Linked DNA regions of Homo sapiens: regions 2 and 3 are each linked to region 1. A link is an interaction called in ENCODE POLR2A ChIA-PET data of the cell type or tissue named here. Cell type or tissue: MCF 10A. All regions are shown on one strand. Links, peaks and the distances in the headings refer to the core of each region. The heading gives the core; the rest is flanking DNA. Region 1 overlaps LOC105374584 (a long non-coding RNA gene). Region 2 overlaps LOC124907762 (a long non-coding RNA gene). Region 3 holds the start of LOC107985880 (a long non-coding RNA gene).

What was found. ChIA-PET counts read pairs that join two places held together with the same protein. Peaks named below come from ENCODE experiments on the same cell type or tissue, not always from the same donor. Only the 100,000 strongest peaks of a DNase experiment are listed, where the experiment ranks them.
Region 2: POLR2A ChIA-PET joins it to region 1 with 12 read pairs; 2 of 35 experiments call an interaction of 5 or more read pairs at or near these places.
Region 3: POLR2A ChIA-PET joins it to region 1 with 11 read pairs; 5 of 35 experiments call an interaction of 5 or more read pairs at or near these places.

What each region holds. Positions count from the first base shown.
Region 1 is chr2:46,642,929-46,650,429 of GRCh38, reverse strand. It overlaps LOC105374584 (a long non-coding RNA gene), which reads right to left. Exons shown (of 2, transcript XR_940058.3): 2 at 1-2,415. Among named protein-coding and RNA genes, the nearest start is that of CRIPT, 29 kb to the right of the region's middle. In MCF 10A, for the core only: no CTCF peak of the experiment used is centred there; DNase peaks (open chromatin) are centred at 2,109, 4,579 and 6,279.
Region 2 is chr2:46,404,729-46,412,229 of GRCh38, reverse strand. It overlaps LOC124907762 (a long non-coding RNA gene), which reads left to right. Exons shown (of 2, transcript XR_007086306.1): 1 at 1-2,821; 2 at 6,005-6,496. Among named protein-coding and RNA genes, the nearest start is that of LINC01820, 14 kb to the right of the region's middle. RefSeq lists an enhancer at 2,790-3,364. In MCF 10A, for the core only: no CTCF peak of the experiment used is centred there; DNase peaks (open chromatin) are centred at 1,769 and 3,029.
Region 3 is chr2:46,847,336-46,854,836 of GRCh38, reverse strand. All of the region lies in intron 1 of LINC01119 (long intergenic non-protein coding RNA 1119), which reads right to left. It overlaps LOC107985880 (a long non-coding RNA gene), which reads left to right and starts at 1,311. Exons shown (of 2, transcript XR_001739449.2): 1 at 1,311-1,443; 2 at 4,236-5,754. RefSeq lists an enhancer at 4,733-5,027. In MCF 10A, for the core only: no CTCF peak of the experiment used is centred there; DNase peaks (open chromatin) are centred at 3,886 and 5,636.

The sequences.
Region 1 (7,501 bases), core at 1,632-6,631:
TGGCCCCCAAGCTGTGTTCTTTCCAGAATATCTCAGTGCTTCCACTTTAGTGGTCTAATGCAACCAATAAACAAGCTTCCTGGTGCGATAGGGCCCCCTGCCCACCCCCACAGTTGGTTATTTTATTACGTACCCAGTTAGAACTCTCCACACAGTCATTGATTTCTTAAAAGTCAACTTATAAGAAAGGGATAATAAAAGGCAGAATAGATTCAATGTCTCTTAAACCAGACTTTTACATCTTGAGCTCCATTGATGAGCGAAGTGTAGCATTCTGAGGAAGGAGGAAATAATCTTTAACGTATCAATCAATCATCGATAGGTCTTCATTCAGCACCTCTGTTGCACACACAGGGCTGAGCAAACACAGATGGGCTTACAATCTGGTTGGGGACAGAAGACATGCACATATGGGACATACCAATATACAACAGTACCTAAGTACCTTGTGGACGATATATACAATATGAGCACTAGGAATCCGGAGGCCAGAAAGATTCCTGTGACTGGGGTGGTCAGGGCTGACCCTCACAGAAAACACATTCAAGGAGACAGCAAGTTAACTAGTCCCTTTCTACTCAAGGTATAGACCAAGGACAAGCGGCATTGACACCACCCGACAGCTTGTTAGCAATGCAGAATCTTGGGTCTCTTCCCTGACCTCCTGAACCAGAATCTGCATTTTAACAAGATATCCAGGTGATCTGCAATGTTTAAAGACTGTTGAGGATCCAGTGTTTGTATTCATATCTCTTTAAAGTGAACGAACACTCTAATTTCACTGTTTAGTTTTAATTTGGCATTTTGTTTTGCTTTTAGAAGAATGTACTAAATACTCTTAAGCTTCTGCCATTCTTCACTCCAAGAATCTATGGAAAATCCTAATAGCTAAATCTTCTGTGGCCTGGTGATTTCTTAACTGGAAGAAAAGCTGTTATCCGAAGCACCTTTTCATGTATTTATGCAACAGGAATTATTGTTCAAGAAACTAGACTTTAAAAAACCAAAGATATATTTTTTTGAGTGACTAAAGGAAGTTTACGTTATGCTCACTACAATTCGGGTACAGTCTAATTCTTTGCAGATTGCTAATCTATGTATGCTAGACTATGGAACCACAATACTAGATCACGTTTCCTCAGGTCATTCCCCACCTCCCCACACTGTCCCCCCATACATCATTTTGAATCAGTGGAAGTTGTTGTCATGTGGAATTTGTAATAATTCTGATAGAGAAAATTAGACACTTCACACACCAGTACATGGACAGGACTTGTTTTAACATCTCAGTAAGAAGTGACAGTGGCCCTGTGTCTAACTGTGGTTCCATGTCTCTTATCCACTCGTGGAAGCTGGGTGCGTCCCTTCAGAAATTCAGTGTGGCAGAAAGAAAAGAGCACTAGAAAACTAAGCAAGAAAACATTCCTCTGGAGAACCCTGACTAACATAAAGCCCAATCCCCATCAGCACACAATATAACAAATATGCATATGGACCCTCTCAATCTAAAATGTTTAAAAATAACAATATATAACTAAACTGGCTTGCAAAAATCACTCATTGTGAAAAAAAGAAAACTAAGTGAGAAACCATAGGCTCAGGGCTGACACACGTTAGCTGTGTAGTGCCACTTCTCTGTGTCTCAGTTCCCATCTATGAATGAAGGAGGTGGAATGAGATGGTTGCTAATGTTGCTTCCTGGTCTAGCATCCCATGAGCCTAGTTAACTAGAAGTTAGAGGATGGGTAGTTATTCATTAAACCCAGAATACATAGTCCCAAACAGAAGGGGCCATATGATCCTTACTTCCAGATATAAAAGTTGAGAAGGCTGGTTACCATAGCAACTCACCTTCATGAAGTCATTTATAAATTCAATTTTGTAAAGTGACAATATTATGTACTGGCACCTGCAAAACTCCATAATGTTTCCTTTGCTTCCATTCTTGCCCCGGGCGATGGTGCCAAGAATTGTCATAATCTAGAGAAGCAATCAGAGTTCTCAAGCTGCCTTTCGGTCTGCTAGAACAGAAGGTGCTGACAGGGGTGGGAGTAAAGGAAGGCCTCCTTTCAGTTTACTAATTCTGCAGCCGCCCTTCACAAACTCCAGCAAATATTTTGCGATGTTGCAAGGTGTTACGAAAAGTGAAAAGCAAGCTGTGATTCAGCTGGTACGAAGACTTTGCAAACAAAAAAGAGTGATCTGTTTGCAGCAGACTATTACTTCTGCCAGAGCCCACAGACTGGAATACTAAAAGAGGAATTTCTGCAAGACATTGCCATCATACTTACTGGATTTTCAAAACAAAACCAATTTTAAATTGTTTGGCCTGGTAGGTTTCACCTTGTGAACCTCAGATTCCTGGGAGCTGTAGAGTCACTGCAAGGGATCTGCAAACCAGCGTGCATGTTCCGTCTGTAGAGTGAATGAAAAATATGCTCATCCATATGGATTACTTTTCAAATACACATAAATGTCATTGTGATGAATACAAGAAATTAATTTGCAATGTTAGTGAAGATACCTCAGCTCGTTATGAATTTTCGTAACTGATATTCAAAGTAGAGCCAATATCATGCTTGAGTTTAAGAAAACTCTTTTTCATGTTGAAAAGCAGTCTTCACACTTGTCAGATCACTTGTCTTGGTTCTTGGGGCAGAGGATATGGACACCTTACCATTAGGAGAGAAGCTTTCCCCCAGGATTGGCTCTGCTTTCACGGCATATGTTGGATAATATACCCACCATTTGGTTTCTAGAACCTTAACATTTGATAGGAAGACATTTAAGTGGCTCGTTGAGCCCTGTTCTTCCATGAGATACGTCATCCCTGAATATAAGTAAGATCTGAGCAGTGGACACAATTCTAGTCCAGACATTTATGTAAGAAATAGAAACTAATTTTGATTTCAAGCCTCCCTTTCTTTGCATTGTCAGAAACTTTATCTCAGTGAACTTGTGGATTTCAACCTCACCTTCCCCTGGAGTTGTATCTAGTTTCCGGGAGGGGGCTTCTGAGATGCAAGATGTGCAGAAAGGGAGGGGGGAAGGAGAGAGAGTGAAGGATGTGGTCCTCAAGATCATTCTTCCACACTGGTATTTATTGAGACATTCTTCACTCTTGTCTGTGTGACCCTTTCGGATTCAGGAGCACTCTCCATTTCTCTGATGTGCTCTTGGGCATGAAGAGACATGCTTCTTTCTCACTGGGGCATGGGAAACTTTGCACATCTGCCTACGTTCTCTTCAGTGGGGACCCATTATGCACCCATTTCTCCTCTGGGGCTTCACTGAGGATGCAAAGAACATGTCTTTTCTGCTCCCAAGTCTCACAAAAACATCTGCAATTGTGTCACCTTCCCAGGGTGAAGTAGCACACAGGATCCAGAAACATCTCTGCCCTCTGTACCTTCCCATGAATTCACTTCCTCCCCCTAAGAAACTCTTTTCTACTCTTGTTATCTTTTCTTCCAAATATTTTATCTATGCCACATTTGTTTGTTTTTTCCTTCCCATAAGGGCAACTTCTGAATCCAAAAGCCAGGAACATACTTTTATTTCTCTGCCTCTTATTATCACATCTCATCTCTGAGATAAGGAGTACAAACCAGGCTAGCTGTCCAAATGAGGGGAAGGAAAAACGAGGTAAGGAATTGGCTAATATTATTCTGCTGATTAATATAGATTTCACGAATCTAGGGCCTGCAAGAAAGGAGGTCAGCCCCAAATGAAACCAAACACTGAGCAAAAAGTGAATTTTTCTAGAATAATTAAAATAGGACCCCCAGCATTGGTGCAGTTTTTCTACTGGCTGTTGGTATTTTCTGCAGTCGGGCATCCAGAGCTAAGTGCCTGGACTTCGGGCACAGTGCTGAATTAAAAGGATCTTTTCTAAAGATTGGGTGAACAATTAAAGCTCCATCAGTCGTATATAGAGGTGCTTCACAGCCTGTCAGACTTGGGTTTTGGAAGAGGAGGGATGGGAAGGGAAGAAAGGGAAAGCAACCTAAGTTTCTAGCTCCACAGTCTCTGCCCCAGCCAGATCCGAAGTCCCTTCATTCACTCATTTATCCTTTCATTCAAAAACCATTGAATTTCTATAGTGGGCTATATACAGGGAACAAGGAACTCTGTATTTTAGTCCTGGCAAATTCATCTAAGACTCTCTTTGAAAAAAAAAAAAAAAGACATGGTTTCTGGATTTAAGGCTCTCACAGTGTAGTTGGAGGAAGAGCCCATGCGAAGATAGGCAAAGTAGCAATTTCAAAGTTATGATGAGGAAAATGCAGGTTGTAGGTGACTGTGAGGCAGGACACCTAGCCAGTCCTTGAGAACTCAGAGAAGGGTTCCTGGATAGGCCAGAAAGATAAGTGGAAACTTGACAGAGGGAGTACCAGGGCTCTGGGGAAAGAGCAACCTTGAACAGGCTAGGCCACAGGCTAGACTGCCTCTTAAGTAGAAGAGGGCCCCAGGAGCAGCTGGTCTGGCTCTGAACCAGCCTCAGATTTCCAGCAGCAGTGATGACTCTGCATTTCAAACTTGGTGATTATGAACACACATTTTTCGGATTCAAAGGAGTTAGCTGCTACATGCCTGGGCAAGAAGATTCCATTTCCCTGTTTCTCAACTTGTGCTGTGTGAATCAGGAGCCTGTAGGAGGAACACGGGGGTGGAGGGTCCTTCACAATGAAAAGCCTCAAACTCTCTTCCCCCTCACATCTTGAAGAGAGAGTGGCAGCTGCCTTCGAAGAGCCTATATTCCAGGCAAAGATGAGTTTGTTGGCAAAACCATGTAGGAGGCACCAGAGTGCTAAATTAGAGCTTTTGCAAGCAATATATTTTTATCATTAAACTCTTGGCTAAAGCTCATTTGTTCCAAATGGGCTGCCTTAGAAAGTATGCTCACCTGAGTATGGGGTGAGGGCTTTGAAAATACAAGTTTGTTCCAAAAGATGCACAAAGAAACAAAATTAACATTTATTTTATAAAAGAAGGATAGTGTGAAAAGGGATACAGCTCTTTGGCTCACTAAATCATGAGATTAGACTATATTTCTCCTGCCACGAAGAGTGGAAAATTAACATCCTGTTTGAGGAACCTCAATCACATAACCTAAAGGCCAACTCCATGTCATGGAGACAAATCAGAGAACCGAATTTGAAGGAAGGCCCAAACATTGCAGATCCCACAGGAAATGATTACATACTATTATTCTTGAGTGAATGTAGTAATATAATCCTTGAGTAAATAATCAGAACAGACTAAGTGTATTTGCGTTAAACTGTAAACAATCATCTAGATCAAATTACTTAATATTTTAATCCATGAATGTAGAATAATACGTGCTTTAGCTTATGCCAATAGGACAATCCTTAGAGATGTCTGAGTTACTTCTGGCCATGAATTTAATCCACAAAGTGATTAAGAAATTAAGAAACAATAAAATAGCCTGGGAAAACAATGTATCACTACTGTGCAGCCACTAAGCTTCTGCATCAACCCGAGGATTTTCCACACATGCTCATCATTCCAGAACTAACTAAAACAGGGGTCAGGAAACTTTTTCTTGAAGGGCCAAGCAGTAAATATTTTAGGATTTGCAACTCTGCCATTGTACACAAAAGCAGCCATACACACTATGTGAATAAATGGCTATGGCTATGTTCCAATAAAACTTTATGTGCATAAATATGCAACTGGCCTGTGGACCACAGTTTGCTGACCCTTGATCTTGAACAATTGCATAGGTGTAGAAAGATGGTCCTTTTGGAGAAATTATGAGTTCTTTAGAGCTCCATGGCAGACCAATTTCTGTGGGGCTATATGGTGAGGGTGCATTAGTCCACTGGCCTGCAAACTGCACCCCCCTTTTTTTTTTTTTTTGAGACAGAGTCTTGCTCTGTCTCCCAGGCTGGAGTGCAGTGGTGCAATCTCGGCTCACTGCAAGCTCTGCCTCCCGTGTTCACGCCATTCTCCTGCCTCAGCCTCCTGAGTAGCTGGGACTACAGGTGCCTGCCACCACACCCTGCTAATTTTTTTGTATTTTTAGTAGAGACGGGGTTTCACCGTATTACCCAGGATGGTCTCAATCTCCTGACCTCATGATCCACCCACCTTGCCCTCCCAGAGTGCTGGGATTACAGGTGTGAGCCACAGCGCCCAGCCCCTTTCTTTATAAATATTATATAAGGAAGCCTTTATAAAGACTGATGGGTGCTGTCAAAGAGGCCAGATGACTCAGCAGGCAGCAGACTTGATGTGGGATTCAGGGAGAATTGTTAGTTTGAGGTATAAACCACAGGAATAACCACAGTAAGCCAATCCCATAGTCTTTTCACACTTTCACCTGGACTGTGGCTTTGTGAGGTAACATGGGGATTCTGTACCTGATACCAATTTCAAAAGTTAAGGTTGTACACCAAAAAGTTCCAGTTTCCTTTCTAACTAAGCAAATGTTTCATTTGGGGCTGGGTAGGTACATTTTCCTGCCATATGCATGGTCCCTGCTGAATAAACATTGCTTTGTAAGCCCCCCACCCCACCACTCCCCACAACCTATCCCCTGCCATAGTTGGCCACTCAGTTATGTGTAACTTGCACTCTGTCTTGAAAAGTGGAGCTGGGCCCTAGTTCTCTTTCAGTCATCTGAACTGAAAGCAAGAGGGAAAATGCAGGCAGAGACACAGCCAGAAGGGTCATGTGGCCTCAAGGCCTGGAATAGCCTCTAGGGGGCCTTGTACAAGATGTGTTCAATGAAAAAGCACAAGCAATATTATGAAAGTGTTTCCTGTTGCGGGAAGTCAGGGACCCCAAACGGAGGGACCAGCTGAAGCCACAGCAGAACATAAATTGTGAAGATTTCACGGACATCTATTAGTTCCCCAAATTAATACTTTTATAATTTCTTATGCCTGTCTTTACTGCAATCTCTGAACATAAACTGTGAAGATTTCATGGACATTTATCACTTCCCCAATCAATACTCTTATAATTTCCTATGCCTGTCTTTACTTTAATCTCTTAATCCCATCATCTTTGTAAGCTGAGGATGTATGTCGCCTCAGGACCCTGTGATGATTGCATTAACTGCACAAATTGTTTGTAAAACACATATGTTTGAATAATATGAAATCTGGGCATCCTAAAAAAGAACAGGATAACAGTGATTTTCAGGGAACAAGGGAGATAACCATAAGGTCTGACTGCCTGTGAGGCCAGGCAGAACAGAGTCATATTTCTCTTCCTGCAGAAAGCCAATAGGAGAAATATCACTGAATTCTTTTCCCAGCAAGGAATAACCCTGGGAAAGGAATGCATTCCCAGGGGGAGGTCTCTAAAATAGCCGCTCTGGGAGTGTCTGTCTTATGCAGTTGAAGATAAGGGATGAAATACACCCTGGTCTCCTGCAGTGCCCTCAGGCTTGCTAGGATTAGGAAATTCCAGCCTGGTGAATTCTAGTCAGACTGGTTGTCTGCTCTTGAACCCTGTTTCCTGTTAAGAT
Region 2 (7,501 bases), core at 923-5,922, 240 kb after region 1:
GGATCACTCTGTGTCTTTGCAGTTCTCTGTGATAGACACTGGCAGCTGGTGATATGTGGGGCTGACAGTTTCCCCTGAAACTTGGCAATGAGGGGAACAAGGACATAGGCAGAGCTGTGCAGCCTGAGAGCCCTGAGAAGGAGGTTGGGAAGTGTGCTCTGGGGTCTCTCCAGTAGCAGACGCAGGTTCAGCAGAGCTGGAATTGGCCCAAAATAATGAATTTGTCCTCCTGGAACAAAAACAGGGAAAGAACTGAGCTCACTTGGATGTCCCAGGTTGAGACAGGAGAGGTCATTTAGGTCCATTAAGAGCCAGGAGTGTGTCATCTGTCTTATATCATGGGATATAAGAAAGTGGGGATCAGAGGAACAAATCTGATGGTGAGCTCCCTGTAGGTCTACCCAGGTCTACCCAGGCAAGAGGAGACTCGATTCTGGGGAATGTGGGTCATACAGTTTTCTTTTGCAAGAGCATCCTCAGTGTGTCTTTGGGTAACTGTCACCCGCCCGTAATGACATGTTTAGTGTCTGGCTTCTCTCTTAGGACCATACACTCAGTGAGGCAGGGCCTAGGTTGGTCTGGTTCTTAGATGGTTCCCCACTGCCCAGCAAAAGGTCTAGTGGGCCATGACCAGAGAGGTGTGCTATACCTTTGGGGCAGACTGCCTCAGCAAGAGACCTGTTTTTCCTGTGCTCTCTGCTTCCTGTGTGCTGATTTCACTCCTGTCTCACAGTGGCCATGCCCCATTCCTGGGTTGGTGACCCCTGACAGCAGTGAGCATTCTGGTCACTATTACTCATATACCTCACCCAATGTAAATGAATGCATTTAGATGGGATTTTATAGCTCTCTTCTGCATTGGATCAGCATCAGTTGATTACTAATAAGTATTTTCATCTCTGCATGAATGACGGAGTCCTCTTCCTGGTCAGTTAAGGCCAGACTCTGATCATGGTAAATTTGCTAAGAAATGCCAAAGCAGCGTCACCCTCTGAGGTCCCTTGGTGTTACCACCCTTTTGTCAACTCATGTATGATCCCACCTGATTCATTCAGTTCAAAGCTTTAACACGGCTAGAAGCCTCTGAAGGGAGCTATGAAGCATGCCAGCTGGTCATTTGAGCACCAGGGCCCTGGTGCCTGGTTCCAGTTCTCACTTGCCACTTCCCAGCTGTGTGACTTCTGTGAGTTTAGCAACCTCTCTGGGCTCAGTTTTCTTATGGGGATGATAACAGTTAATGGCCTCAGCATAGGTAAGGGATTAAGTGAATAAAGACATATAAGGACTCCACACAGGGCCTGGCACACTGGAAAGGCTCAGCGAGTGTTTGCTCTGATGATTCTCAAGCATTGTTATCTCTTAACTTGCTTTTTAATATTCATCTTTTTCAGCAAGGCCCTGAACCTCCCCTCTTCACCACGTGCATTCATTCATCCATCCCTCTGTCCAACTTCATCTAATGGGGCCAGCGTGGCTACATCAACACAGCTGCCCTTGTGTTTCTGGAACAGTAAGAAGGGTTCTGAGCCCCATGAGAGCAGAAGCAGGCCTATATACCTTCACATCTGTATCCTCAGGGCCTGGATCAGGGCTGGCCCTGAAGAGGTACTCAGGAATGTTTGGTAAAGAAACGTTCTCAGCATTTGTCTTCCCAGCTGACCAGGAAGGTTCCACTTGATCCTGGGCACCCGTTCTGGGTACAGCATAGGCTATTGGCCAACACATGCTCAGCTGTGCCAAAGATGAGAGGAGCAGGGCATGTGCCTCGGGCAGCTCTGGTAGTTTCATTAAGATTCCTGTTTGCTGGGTATGTCGTGGGGAAGCTGATCATGGTGTTCCCACCACCACGGCTAGCTGGGAAAGCCTTGTCTCACCTACCTCCATCTCCTGCTTCCTGGGCACCTGCTTGCGGGAGAGAGAGAGAGCAATTCAGGTATGCCACAAGGGGAACTTACCTGCCTAAATGCAGGTTTGTCAAGAATTCTTGTCCAGCCAGAAAAAATCTTGTCAGGCTGAAGCGAAGTGATACATGATTTTTTTTTTTAAAGTCTGCTTTAAATTTCTCGTGGCTTCCAAAAAAGCGGCTAGCATACTTCCATATGGGATAAACTGGTATTCCATTAGATTAACTCATGCAACATTTTCTGAGAACCTACTGTGCCCCAGGTACCAGAGATGCCACAATGAGTAAAACCTACCCCACCAGGCTGTGCCATGTGGCCAGAAGAGCCCAGATGAGGAGGCTGTGGGTCTCTCCAGTAGCAGGTGTGGGGTCAGGCTCGTGGTCATCTTAGCCTCTTCCAGTCCTGCTTGTCTGGAGTCTGTGTGATGTAGGGGCAAGAGCACTGAGAGGACGTTGAAGGCCCTGGATTCTGTCTCTTGTTTGTCCTTCACCCGCTGAATGTCTGACAAATGGTTTCTTCATCTGTAAATGAGAGAGCCACACTAATTAAAGGTCTGGAAGGGCCCTTGAGGACACACATTCCATGTTCTGTGATCCCCACTTCTCTGTGTGTGTTTTCTCTTTTTTCTCTCAGCACACTGGGGCCAGACACTGCCGCTACATGTGGTGGAACCAAGTGACAGAGGGGGAGTAAGCGGAGGCTGGAATTTCTCCCTCTGTTGGCTCTCCCTGACCACCTGCCTGCTTAGCCTCTCCTCTTCCCCCAGTGAAAGTGCTGCAGCAATCTCGGCCTTTGGCACTCTCCTCAGGAATTTATGAAGCTTGTGATGTGAATGATGGAGCCAGCTAAGCCTCCTCTGCACTGACAGCTCAGCACAATGACCTGTTGGGTGATGAAAGAAATGCCAGGTGCTTCAGGTGAATTGGCTGGGATTGGGTAACTCAGAGAGTTGGCTCCAGAGTGTGTGTGTGTGTGTGTGTGTGTGTGTGTGTGTGTGTGTGTGTATTCATGGGACCTCACTTGAGCCAATGACACACCCAGACGGGACCTGGGCCAGCGGGCGTTGGGCCTGAGGTAAACGCCTGAGTCACTTTTGTCAACAGATCCTAGGCCCTGTCCACATATGGACTGGGAACCATGACTGCGCCTCACAATAGCCCAGCGAGGGCTGGTGTTTTTCCACTTAGAGTTGGTTTTGTTTCCCAAAGCTGAGCCTAATCCTTTTAACCCTTGCCTCTGGACTCCTCTTGGGGAGGAAGGGAACGCTATCCTTGCCTCACCAGCTCAGGTGGTTGTGCAACCAGCTCTAGGCGCGGGAGGAGGGCCAGGCCGCCTGTGTGTGCTCTGTGGGCAGGGCAGGTAGGCAAAAGGCCAAGTTTTAGGGCTGGACTCCTTCCCTGTGGGCTGGGGAGAGGGCTGAGGAAGGCTCCTGCTGGATCCCGGGGTTGGGATGGGTTCCTGGCTGGCTGGACTTCTGCCTACCCATCACCCTCTGTGACAGCCCCTTTCTTCGTGGTCCGGCCTTGCCTTCTTCCTCACTCTCTCACACTCCCTGCCAATCTCAGTCTTATCTCTCCTGTGGCTCGACAGAGAGCTTCCAGCCCAGGCCTCTCTGCCTAGCCCCAGATGCCCAGCCTCTGCCCAGCCCCAGATGCCCAGCCTCTGCCCTCAGGTGTCTCCAAGTCAGCGTGGGGCCCAGAAATGAGGATGCAGGCTCTGAAAACCACATCACAGCTCTGATTCTTACAGGGTTTTCAATCACACTACGCTTCAGTTTTCTCATCTATAGATATGGATAATAGCTGTGCCCTTCTCAAAGGTCCCCCCATGTGGGATTTAAATGAAATAATTCATATAAAGTTCCTAGATCTTGGCCTAGCACCTATTATTTTATTGTCTCTCTTCTCCAGCCCCAAACCTGCTCATGCTGCAGTCTCCCCGGTCCTGGTTTGTGGCTCAGTGGTTCACCCAGGCCACCCTGTGTCCTGCCCGTGCCCATATCTAGTCATCTCTAGGCCGCAGTCCTTGCTGCCTCTGCATTCCTGCGGCCCTGTGTTAGTTTAGGGCCTCTTTCTCTCTTTTCTGTAGTAGTGAGTTCCTAGCTCCTGAGCCAGCTGCATGATGCAGTCCCCAAATCTGATACAATCCTAATACAACGGCCCAATCCGATCATTACAAAAAGGCGGAGGAGCTCGCTATCAACTCCAGAATCAAGTCCACAACCTCCAAGGTGTGCGCAGCCTGGCGAGACCTGGGCTTTGCTCACCCTTCTGGCTTAATTCTCACCACACACTCCCCTGTAGCAGCCATGCCAAACCACGGCCCACGCTTCCGTCTCCTTGCCTTTGTTCGTGCTGTTCCTGCTTTCTGCTTTACACCTTTCCTGTATCCTTCTTTACCTGCTAGATGCCTGCTTTGCCATCAAGACAATAATCTTTTTTAAATTTAAATTTAAATTCTTTTGACTTTTAGGTGTAGGGTACATGTGCACATTTGTTAGGTAAATTGCATGAAAGACAATCTTAAATACATTTACAGACCCAGTAGCCAGACACTGTACTAACTGTGATTTACATGTATTCATATAATCTTTTCAACAACCTCTTGAAGTGGGTACCATTTATAAATGAGGAAACTGAGGCACAGAGAGGTTGGTAAGTTGACCAAGCTCATAGAATTAGTAACTGGCAGAGCCTGGGTGCAAACCCATGCAGCCAGTGCTAGAACCTGCGCCTGACTGCTACGCTATGTCTCAAGCCCCTCGTAGGCACTGCCCTCCCACTGATGCCCACCTGGCCTCCCCAGGCACTGTTTGGTGCCTCCCCTTTGGTGCTGGTGACTACTGTTGCTTTGCCACAACATGTGTTAGTCACAGTGCTTTTTCCGGCGAACCTCTGGAGGGCAAGGACCGTGTTCTGTTCATTCTCACATCCCCATGGCCCACAGTGCTTGGCACCTGGTAGGTGCCCAATAGACGTTTGTTACACCAAAAGAGCTGGTGAATGAAATGTCATCTGTAGGACTTGTCAGAATGCCTTCTTGCTTCCATCAACCTTTGGCCCTCCATTTCCAAGACTTACCTAAGACTTGCCTCCTTCCTGAAGCCTCACCCACCCTCACTCTCTTCCTTTGCTGGAAGCCTCCTCGCTTGCACAAGGCTCATGTGTATATGGTCAATTCTTTTCCCTCCCTCCCTTCCTTCCTTCCTGACAGAGCTTTGTGCTTGTTGCCCAGGCTGGAGTATAGTGACGCGATCTCGGCTCACTGCAACTTCCACCTCCCGGGTTCAAGCGATTCTCCTGCCTCAGCCTGCAGAGTAGCTGGGATTACAGGTGTCTGCCACCACACCTAGCTAATTTTTTGTGTTTTTAGTAGAGACAAGGTTTCACCAGGTTGGCCAAGCTGGTCTCGAACTCCTGATGGTCAGTTCTTGATTAGGTTTGTTGATGGTAGAGGAGCCATACCGTTGCCAGTGGGCTGGGGAAAAGCTCTGGCTCTCTTTTGTTTGGGAGAAGGCAGCTTAGTGAGTCAGATCACACCTTAATGCTCTTGCCCAGCTGGGGGAGGAAGGGAGAGTGCAGAAAGGTGTTGGGGGTAAGGGCAGGAGACACACCAACAGTGCATCCTGTTGGGATGTCCTTCTGTAACCACAGCCCCTTGCTTCCCAATTCAAATGATGAAAAGAGTAACAAGGAATCCAAATGCAGAACAAGTGGCCACCCTGTCCCCATGACTGTAACCAATCCATACACAGGATAAAGGAGATGGACCCAGGAGGGGCATTGTGAGGCTGCTGCTAACTTCCCACAGCATCCAGAGAGCACCTCTCAGTCTGATGGCCCGGATATCAGGGGTGTGGGCAGGAGTGGCAGTGGGGCAGGAGGGAGCTACTGCTGAAGGTCTTGTGCTGGTGCTAGGCCTGGCAAATGGCACACCTGGTTCCACCGAGTCCTGAAAGCCTAGGAGCTGGGGTATCGTGTCCACTACGCAGAGAAGGAAACTGAGTCAGGAATCATTTTACCCATCAAGTGTCCACCCCAGAAAGTCTGGTAACTCTAACGCCAGTCACTGAAAATTTAGGACGTGTCTCTTCGTTTCAGTTTTCTGTTCCACCGAGTGGATGTGTCCCCCGCCTCTGTCTCTCAGCTTCTGGAGGAATTGAAGCCTGTGACATGTTTCGTTCCCAGATGCTTCTTGCAGCCTCTACCCGACACTGCTTATGGAAGCTGAGGCTCAGAGAGGGCTCTGGAATATTTCAGCCGCTTACATGTAGCCATTTTGGTGTGGTTGTGTCAAAATGACTTTGCCCAGATGCAAAACCACTGGTAACTTAAACTTCTTTTTTAAGTAGTATCTCCCAGGGATCTCTGTAAGCCATGTCACCCCCACCTGGTCTCTCCCTTTCCTCTTCCTCAACCCTGCCCTGACCCTGACTTACCCAACCCCTGCTTGATCTTCATGTGATGATGAGGCAGGTGTGGGGAAGAAGAAAGTATTTGCATATTACTTGGTAATTTTTCAGGAGGTAAATGTTGGATGCATGTGCCTGCTGTTGTTTTGGTTTTAGGTGGCATTAAACTGTTCCAACATGGGTCCTGTGCCGGAGTGTTGCAACTTGGGGAGTTCCCTGGGGAGGCGCCTGTCTCCCTGCGTGGCTGGGGCTCCTTGGTCTCAGCATCAGATGGGGCTGGGGTATGAGGGTGGGTGGGAAGTCCGTGTTCTTGATGAGGGGAGAGGTGCTGGGAATCCCACTGGACACAGCTAGGCTCAGTGCACATTGGGCAGGCTACCCCTGGGGTGCAGGTGGGGACCTCAGCAAGTCCCGGAGGGAAAGCACTTAGCTGGGCAATGTGAGCTTTGGACTCCAGTTTTGCCACGTGCTACCTGTGTGACCTTGACCCAGCTCCTTAACCTCTGTGAGGCTGTCTCCTCATTCATGAAAAGGAGGATAATGAACCTTTCTCTTACGTTGGCTGCAAGGGTTAAATGCCTATATGTTGCTAAAGCTATTTGCCCTTCAGTTCTCCTTAGGCCTTGGGCCTATGATATCTCCATACTTATCCCCATTTCCTGATACTTCTTTACCTTCCTCACCTCTGCCCTCCAGGGATTGGCCTGATAGCAGTCAGAAGTCTTCCTTATTTCCAAAAAGGGTTTCTAGAGGAGAGCGGTTGCCTGGGGATAAGGATGGAAGGAGGGAGTAATTACACAAGGACATGAGGAAACATTCTGGGGTGATGGAAATGTTCTCTATCTTAATTGTGGTAATGCTTTTATAGCTGTATATGTATGTCAAAAGTGATTAATTCATACACTTTAAGTGTGTGCAGTTCATTGAATTTCAATTATACCACAATAAATTTTGAGAAAAGATTAAAAAGGTATATTTCAGTTGAGCACAAAGGATGAAAGTACACTTTCATGCTATATTCACATTTCATTAAATTACAAAAGAACATTAAAAAGAAGAGAGGGGATTGTCAATAGTCATCTCAATAGACCACCACAGTTTATCTGCACTGGGCCAGTATGTGCTATAGTAGTAACTCCTGAGCTCTGCAAGGACTGTTTTTGATTATATTCTTCACGCCCAGCCC
Region 3 (7,501 bases), core at 1,410-6,409, 200 kb before region 1:
CGCAGGTATTTCAAGGGAGCAAACTGAGGGAGCCCATTCCCTAGAGGAATGAGGTTGCTTTTTGGGAGTTTGACCATAAAATTGACACATAGAAATCAAAGCAGACAAAGGCCAAGCCATGCTAAAAAGAGACAGAATGGGGCCCAGGCCAGTGAGACCTGCGTATCTAAAGGAAAAGATGCCAGTCAGAAGGGGTCAGGTCTGCAGCAGAGAAGTAGAAAAGAGCCAGTCCTAGGCACACGGCCACACCCATCCCACACTGCCTGGGGAAAGGGATTCCAGTGTCCCCACTGGCAATGGCATGTCTCTGTTGGGGAGGTGCATGCCTCCCACTTTTGTAGCCTGAGATTTTCAATCATTTGCACTCAGTAAGGAAAGGCTCTGGTTCTGAGCCCAGAAGCCCAGGCCTGGCTCCTTAAGCATTGTGCCTACAGGAAAGGGAGGGACTGCATGTAGGGACGAGAGAGCAGCCAGCTGCTCACCACTTTTCCTGTGAATGAACAAAGCCACTGTATTAGTCCGTTTTCACACTGCTGATAAAGAAATACCCAAGAATGGGTATTCACAAAGGAAATTCACAAAGGAAAGAGGTTTAATGGACTTACAGTTCCACGTAGCTGGGGAAGCCTCACAATCATGGTGGAAGGCAAGGAGGAGCAAGTCACATCTTATGTGGATTGCAGCAGGCAAAGAGAGCTTGTGCAGGGAAACTCCCATTTTAAAAACCATCAGATCTTGTGAGATTCATTCACTATCATGAGAACAGGGCAGGAAAGAACGGCCCCCATAATTCAATCACCTCCTACCAGGTTCCTCCCGCAACACACGGGAATTGTGGAAGTTACAATTAAAGATGAGATTTGGGTGGGGACACAGCCAAACCGTATCATCCTTCTGGTTTGATACAGTGTGAGCTAATGTTGCATGAATTCCTCCCTTCATCACCGTGAGACCACCTCTCACGGATGAAATATAATCAGGAGAGAACCTAGAGGGGGTGAGGCCATCAGGTGAATACCATTCCTTGGGATCCACCGGCCTCCCCAGAGGGGTCCTTGGCTTTGTCAGAAGCCTCACCCCTTTCTTTTAACTTCCTGAGCTGTGCTGTCCAATATGGTGGCCACTGGCCCCATGTGGTTGTCGAGCACTTGAAATGTGGTCAGTCTAAACTGGCATGTGGTGTACATGTGAAATACATATAAAATTCTGAAGACTTGATGTGAAAAAAAATGAAGAATATCTCATTAATAATTCTCTGTACTGATTGCACATTGAAATAATATTGTGGATATATTGGGTCAAATAAACAATATTATTAAAATTAATCTCACCTGCTTCTTTTTACCTTTGATCCTACCCCAAGGCCTGCCAGAATGAAAATAAAGAACAAAGACAACAAAGAAAACAGCCGACAGGAACAGGATCTTGGGAGCCAAATATCAGGTGGGTGAGTGGTCACTGCCCCCAACATTGTACTGGGCGAATAGTGCCCCTCTAAAACTCTTGTCCACCTGGAACTTCAGCATGTGACTTTATTTGGAAATAGGGTCTTTGCAGATGTAATTAGATAAGATTTTACTGGGTTTGGCTGGTTATAAATCCAATGACCGTTCTCTAAGTCCATGTAAAGACACAGACACACACGCGGGAGGAGGAAGGCCATGTGGTGATGAAGGCAGAGGTGGGAATGATGCAGCTACAAGCCAAGGAAAGCCAGGGATTGCCAGCACCAACCCAAGCTGGGAGGAGGCACGGAGGGGTGCTTCCCGTAAACCAAAAAGTGCCTGAGTCAGGTATCAATCAATGCAGAGGTTTATTTTGCCAAGGTTAAGGACACATGCCTAGGAGACAGGTCGGTGCCTTTCTCCAAGGATGATTCTGAGGGCCTCAATATTTAAAGGAGAAAAGCAGGCTCAAGGGAAAAGAGGTCACATAACTGAATCCATGTGTTGCAAGAGAAAAGGAGTAGGTAGGGGAATGGTCAATTATGTATTCCTCTCAAGCTCACCATTAGATAAGGTGAACACAGAGTAGCTACTGTGGAGATATTTTACTTTTTATCTGTAGCTATCTGCTCAGGAAAAAAAAAAAGAAGGCAGCTTCTTCTATGACTCAGCTTTCAGCTTAATATGTTTTTCTTTTAGCAGGGTGAATTGGGGTCCCAAGTTTTTCTTTTCTTTGGCAGAGTGAATTGGGGTCCCAAGTTTGTTCATTCTTTCTTGCTTGCTTGCTTACTTGCTTTCTTGCTTTTTTTTTTTTTTTTTTCAGGGTCTCACTCTGTCACCCTGGCTAGAGTGCAGTGGTGCAATCTCAACTCACTGCAGTGTCAACCTTCTGGGCTCGAGTGATCCTCCCACCTCAGCCTCCTGAGTAACTGGGACCACAGGTGCATACTACCACACCTGGCTAATTTTTGTATTTTTCGTAGAGACGGGGTTTTGCTATGTTCCCCAGGCTGGTCGTGAACTCCTGAACTCAAGCAATCCCCCTGCCTTGGCCTCCCAGAGTGTTGGGATTACAGGCGTGAGACACCATGCCCGGCCTGGGCTCCCAAGTTTTTACTTTGCTTTCACGTTCCCTGGAGTCTTCAGAGGGAGCATGGCTCTGTTGACACCGTGATTTCTGACTTTTGGCCTCCAGAACTGCGGGACAATACATGTCTGTTGTTTAAAGCCACCCAGTTTGTGATAATTACAGCAGCCCTAGGAAGCAATATACTTAGTATGGAAAAACAATGTGAAATTTCTCATTAGTAATTTTTTATGTGAATTAAATGATTGATTTGATAATATTCATTTGGGTTAATACAAATATATTGGATTAAATAAAATATAGTATTAAAATGAATCTCACTTTTTTTTTTTTACTTCTTACAAAATATGGTGATTAGAAAACACTAGGTTGCATGGGTGACTTATTTATGGCTTGCTGTATATTTCTATTAGACAACGCTGTTCTACAGTGTACAAAACAAGGGACTCTGAGGTCCCTGTGTGTGAGACCCTGCACCTCTTCCTCTGGAGAAGAGAGAGTGGAGAAGCTTTTAAAACAGAAGCCCTGGCCAGGCACGGTGGCTCACGCCTGTAATCCCAGCACCCAGGCCGAGGTGGGTGGATCACTTGAGGTCAGGAGTTCAAGACCAGCCTGGCCAACATGGTGAAACCCCATTTCTACTATAAATACAAAAATTAGCTGGGCGTGGTGGCGGGTACCTGTAACCCAAGCTACTCGGGAGGCTGAGGCAGGAGAACGGCTTCAACCCAAAGGCGGAGGCTACAGTGAGCTGAGATCACGCCACTGCACTCCAGCCTGGGTGACAGAGTGAGACTATGTTTCAAAATAAATAAATACATAAATACATAAACAAACAAACAAAACAGAAGCCACACAAAGGCAGGAAAGGTTTTTCCACAAAGTCCAGCAGCAGTGTCCCCAGACACGAGGAAATATCAACATTTCAGCCTGAGGTGAGACCGGCAGGAGAACGGAAGCCCCTGGATAGGCTGGGAAGAGGAATCAGGAAAAGTCTTCTACTACAAGTGGGATAAGAATCTTGTGCCACTCCTGGCCAGGGTGGGCTCTGCCTTTGAGAACAATCACAGTGCCCCAAAAGGGAACCCTGTGCAGAGAAGGCCAGGGTAGGTGGAAGGCCGGAAAGACACAGGGAATGCTCCTGTCTCCTTTGAGGAGGGCCGGAGCTAGAGCCCCACACCTGCTACACTTTCAAAGGCAGCAACCCAAAGCCGGGCCAAGGTTCTAGAATCCTGCCTGCATGCCTTTGCTGGCCGTAGGCTGTGTGGGAGTGGGGTCTTGGGGTTACCCAAACAGCTCATTGGCTGTGGAGTTGGGGGTGTGGGGATGGAAGGTGGAGAGAGGGAAGCCACCTGGCTTAGCCAGGCCTGACTCATGTTTTCCTTGGCTAGAGCTGGGATTCCTGTCAAGGTTTCTGTCCCAAGATAGCATGGCTGACTGAGCCAGGCAGTGGCTGGATGCTGTATTTCACTGCTTGTCCAGGCTGAGAGGAGAACCAAAGATTGTCCCAGAATGTGCGTGGTATGAAGGTCTCCCTTGGAGCTTGAGATCCCAGCAGGAGCTATTAGATTGCCTTTGGAGGTGGGAGTTCAAGGGGGTAGGAGTTGGATGAGGATCTGACCCAGGACCCCCAAACAGCCCTCACTTTTCTGGGGACCCTGGGATGCAGAGAAGCAGGCCAGGCTGGTCTGGTTCTTTTTCAGGGATCCAAGGAAGCCCGGAAGTGACCTTGAGACCACTCTCAGGAGGCCCTGTCAGAAGAGCCCCTCCCTCTCTGCATAAAGGTAGCGCTGGTTTTATTGTTGTTGTTACTGTTATATGGCTTCCCCGAAAACACCCAGACAGGTTTAAGAGCACAGCTCACCCAAATTCCCCCATGCAAGCCATCTGTACCTAATCAAGCCTCTCTGTGTTTGCTTTGAGGGATACCTGGTTGCTTTTCCTGAAATCCCTTCTCCAGGAAACTGGTCCCAGCTCAAATGCCAGCTCATTCCAGGAAGACTAATACAGCAAGTTATTTTTTCTATAGATATTTACCTAGTGCCACAAAGCCACGTGTCAGACCTCATCTAGGGACCAGGGCATAGCAGTGAACAGCACTTCATGAAGCTCCATCCCATTCTGCCTTTCTGGGTATAAATGAAGGAGTCCTCAGAGGGTGGGGTGGTGCCTGCAAGGAGGCTGCTCAGGGAGCATGTGTTTTGACCAGTGAACAACCGGCTGGACCAAGGGGTCAGGCTCTAGTGGTGGCGTTGGACCCTGACTCAGCACTGTGTCAAAGCAATGGCGAGAGGTCCCTGCCTGCGTGTTCATTGGCGGCAGGGTCTGCATGCCTCCGCCTGCTCTCAGCAAGGAGCCCACTTTCCTCTCTGGGCTCAGCTCCAGTTCTCGGGCTTTCTCCCTCCCCGTCTGCTTCTTATCTCTGTCTCCAGTGTTTAGAAAATGTCATCTTCAGCAGTCAGGGCCGTGAACAGCCGTGGGAGCAAGGAGAGGCTTGCAGCAAGGGAACAGGGGTCCTACCAGGGCCTGGCTTAGAGCACAAAGCTAGTCAGAGCTGGAGGGACCCTTGGAGGCCAGCCACTCCTGCCAGACACCTGCCTGTTCCCTCCCCGACCCCCACCTCACCTTAGAGAATTGGAGATTTGTAGTTTTGACAGGTGGGGGAGAGAATGAGACTCTTTCTCCATCCCCAAACTTCCTCCCACCAGCACTAACTCAAGGGATATCCACTCTGTTTTACTTCATCAGAACAAGAAGACCGATTGGATCTGCTTAGGAAGACAAACCTCCCAGGGGCACGCTATTCAGTCCACTCCTGCTGGGGACAGAAGACCTTTGGGCAGCCCTGGCTCTGAGACTTGCCCTTTCTTGGGGCAGCACAGGTTTTAAAGACTAGGTGCCCTGGGGTGACAGACAGAGACCCCCAACCTGCTTTCCCTAACATTCCAGGAGGACCCAAATCACTGGCTCTTCCAGGCTCTTGGCCACTTTCCAGTTCCCATGAGGATTAAAAGGAAGAAGTGGACTTTAACTCCAGCGATGGGACTGTGGATGGATTGAGGGTGGGAGTGCCCTGAGACCCAAGGAGTCCGCCAGCCGGTTAGTCATAGAAAAACACCTCCCCCTTGGCTTAGGTGTGTACCTAGTGGAGGCAGAGCCGAGAGACAGATGTTTTCTCCAAATCTTTCCAGCCTTATGACTCTTATAATTAGACCTGGAAAAACATCTTTTCCTTTCTTCATTTTTTTTTAAAAGACCAGATTGTCTTAAACACAGAGTGATCATTTGGGCCACTGGAAAGCAGAAAAAAGAGAGAGATGACCGTTTGGAAATAATGCTTTCTTTCCACGTTCTGCTCCCCTACCCGCTGCCTACATGCCCTTCTCCCACTCTCCCCAACTCCCCCCGAAAATGCCCTGCTGCTGTGGCTCTGACTCCAGAGGAGATGGAAGATGACACCCCTGGGCTTCAAAGGCATTTCCAACAAGGGCTCAGCTTCTTGCAAAGCCTCTGAGAAAACCTTGGCCAACCCCCTGGCTCCCCGCTTCTAGCCTCGAAACTGAGGCTGCTCTGCCTGTCAGGAAGCCTATAAATCCCCAAGTCGGCAAGAAGCTGCACTCTGGAGCTCTCTCCATTGCTCAGATACCTGGCTGCAGGCCCTGGGCCGACCTCAGCCAGTCTAGAAGCTGGTGTAAATAAGCACATTTATCTCAGACAGAACTCATTTTCTGAGGAAGTGGATTCCCCTGGGGATACCAGCAATCAAAAAGTCCGTTGTTCCCTATGGGGCCACAGCTCTTCCCCATTTGACAGCTGATATTTAATTGATGGCTGCTTTTCTCCATAAGAATATTACACGGTGTTCTTAGAGTTCCAGCAAAATGATAACTCCTTTGTCCCCAAGGCAGAGGAGCAGTGGCTGTCCTCATATCTATCTAACCTGGGGGAAATACATATTAGGGTAACTGCCCATATATCATTGATCAAAAATTCCAATATGCTGCTGCCCTTCTTGAAACTAGAACCAAGCACAGTTTGCAGATAGGAGTTCCTGGGAGTTGAGCAATCTGGGAGAGTTGTATTACTCAGAAATGTTTCAAGTCTGGGAGAAAAAAAAGGAATCTTAGTCTTAGAGAGAAAGATCTGGAAAAACATCAGCCTGGAAGCCTCAAAGATGTGAGATGTCAGCATTAGAAGGGCACAAGTCAGCAGCCAGGGTGGAATTCAGAGCCTCACCAAGGCCATGCAGCAAGGTGTGGGGCAGATAGAGCCAGGTAGCTCCTCGGACGCTGAGCAGAGTGGCAGGCAGAAGGGAGCAGGAACATCCTAGGAAGGCCCAGGCTGCTCTGGAGAGCTCTGACGGAGAGGGGCTGTCTGACAGCCTGGCTGCCCAGAGGCCTATGTTTCAGCCCATTCCACTCCTCAGTGGCTATCTGACCTCAGGCGAGTCCCTTGGTCTCTGTGCCTGTTTCCTTACCCATGGCAGGAGATGGAGATGCTCAAGTAAATGACAGAAACAAGAAGGTCATGAACAATACACAAGGCAGGAGCCAACCGAGGAGGGCTGGGACCACCAGCCAAGTCTCACCAGCTGAATTCCATCTCGGGCCCTGGAGGCGGCAGCATTTACAACCACAAAGCAGCCTAAATTTGGCCAGCCAGAGGCCTTCTGCCCCTGGGGTGGGTCTCTGGAGCTCTTGCTGGACTGATGTTGCCCTAAGAGATCCTGGCTGGGCCTCTCCCCCTCACCCCACTCCTTCCTACTCGTGTGTTTGGGATTAACATTCATCCCTTGAACTTTTTCATTTTTCTACTGAGATGGAAACTTGGCCAGTGACCAGGCCTGGTTGTGCTCGCAGTACGGCTGGGCTCAGGCCAAACTCACGGTAATTGTAATCATATGCGAGGTGCTGGCTCACTGGGCGCCAGGGCTGGGGGAGGTGCAGGGCTGCCAGGCAGTGAGAAGGTG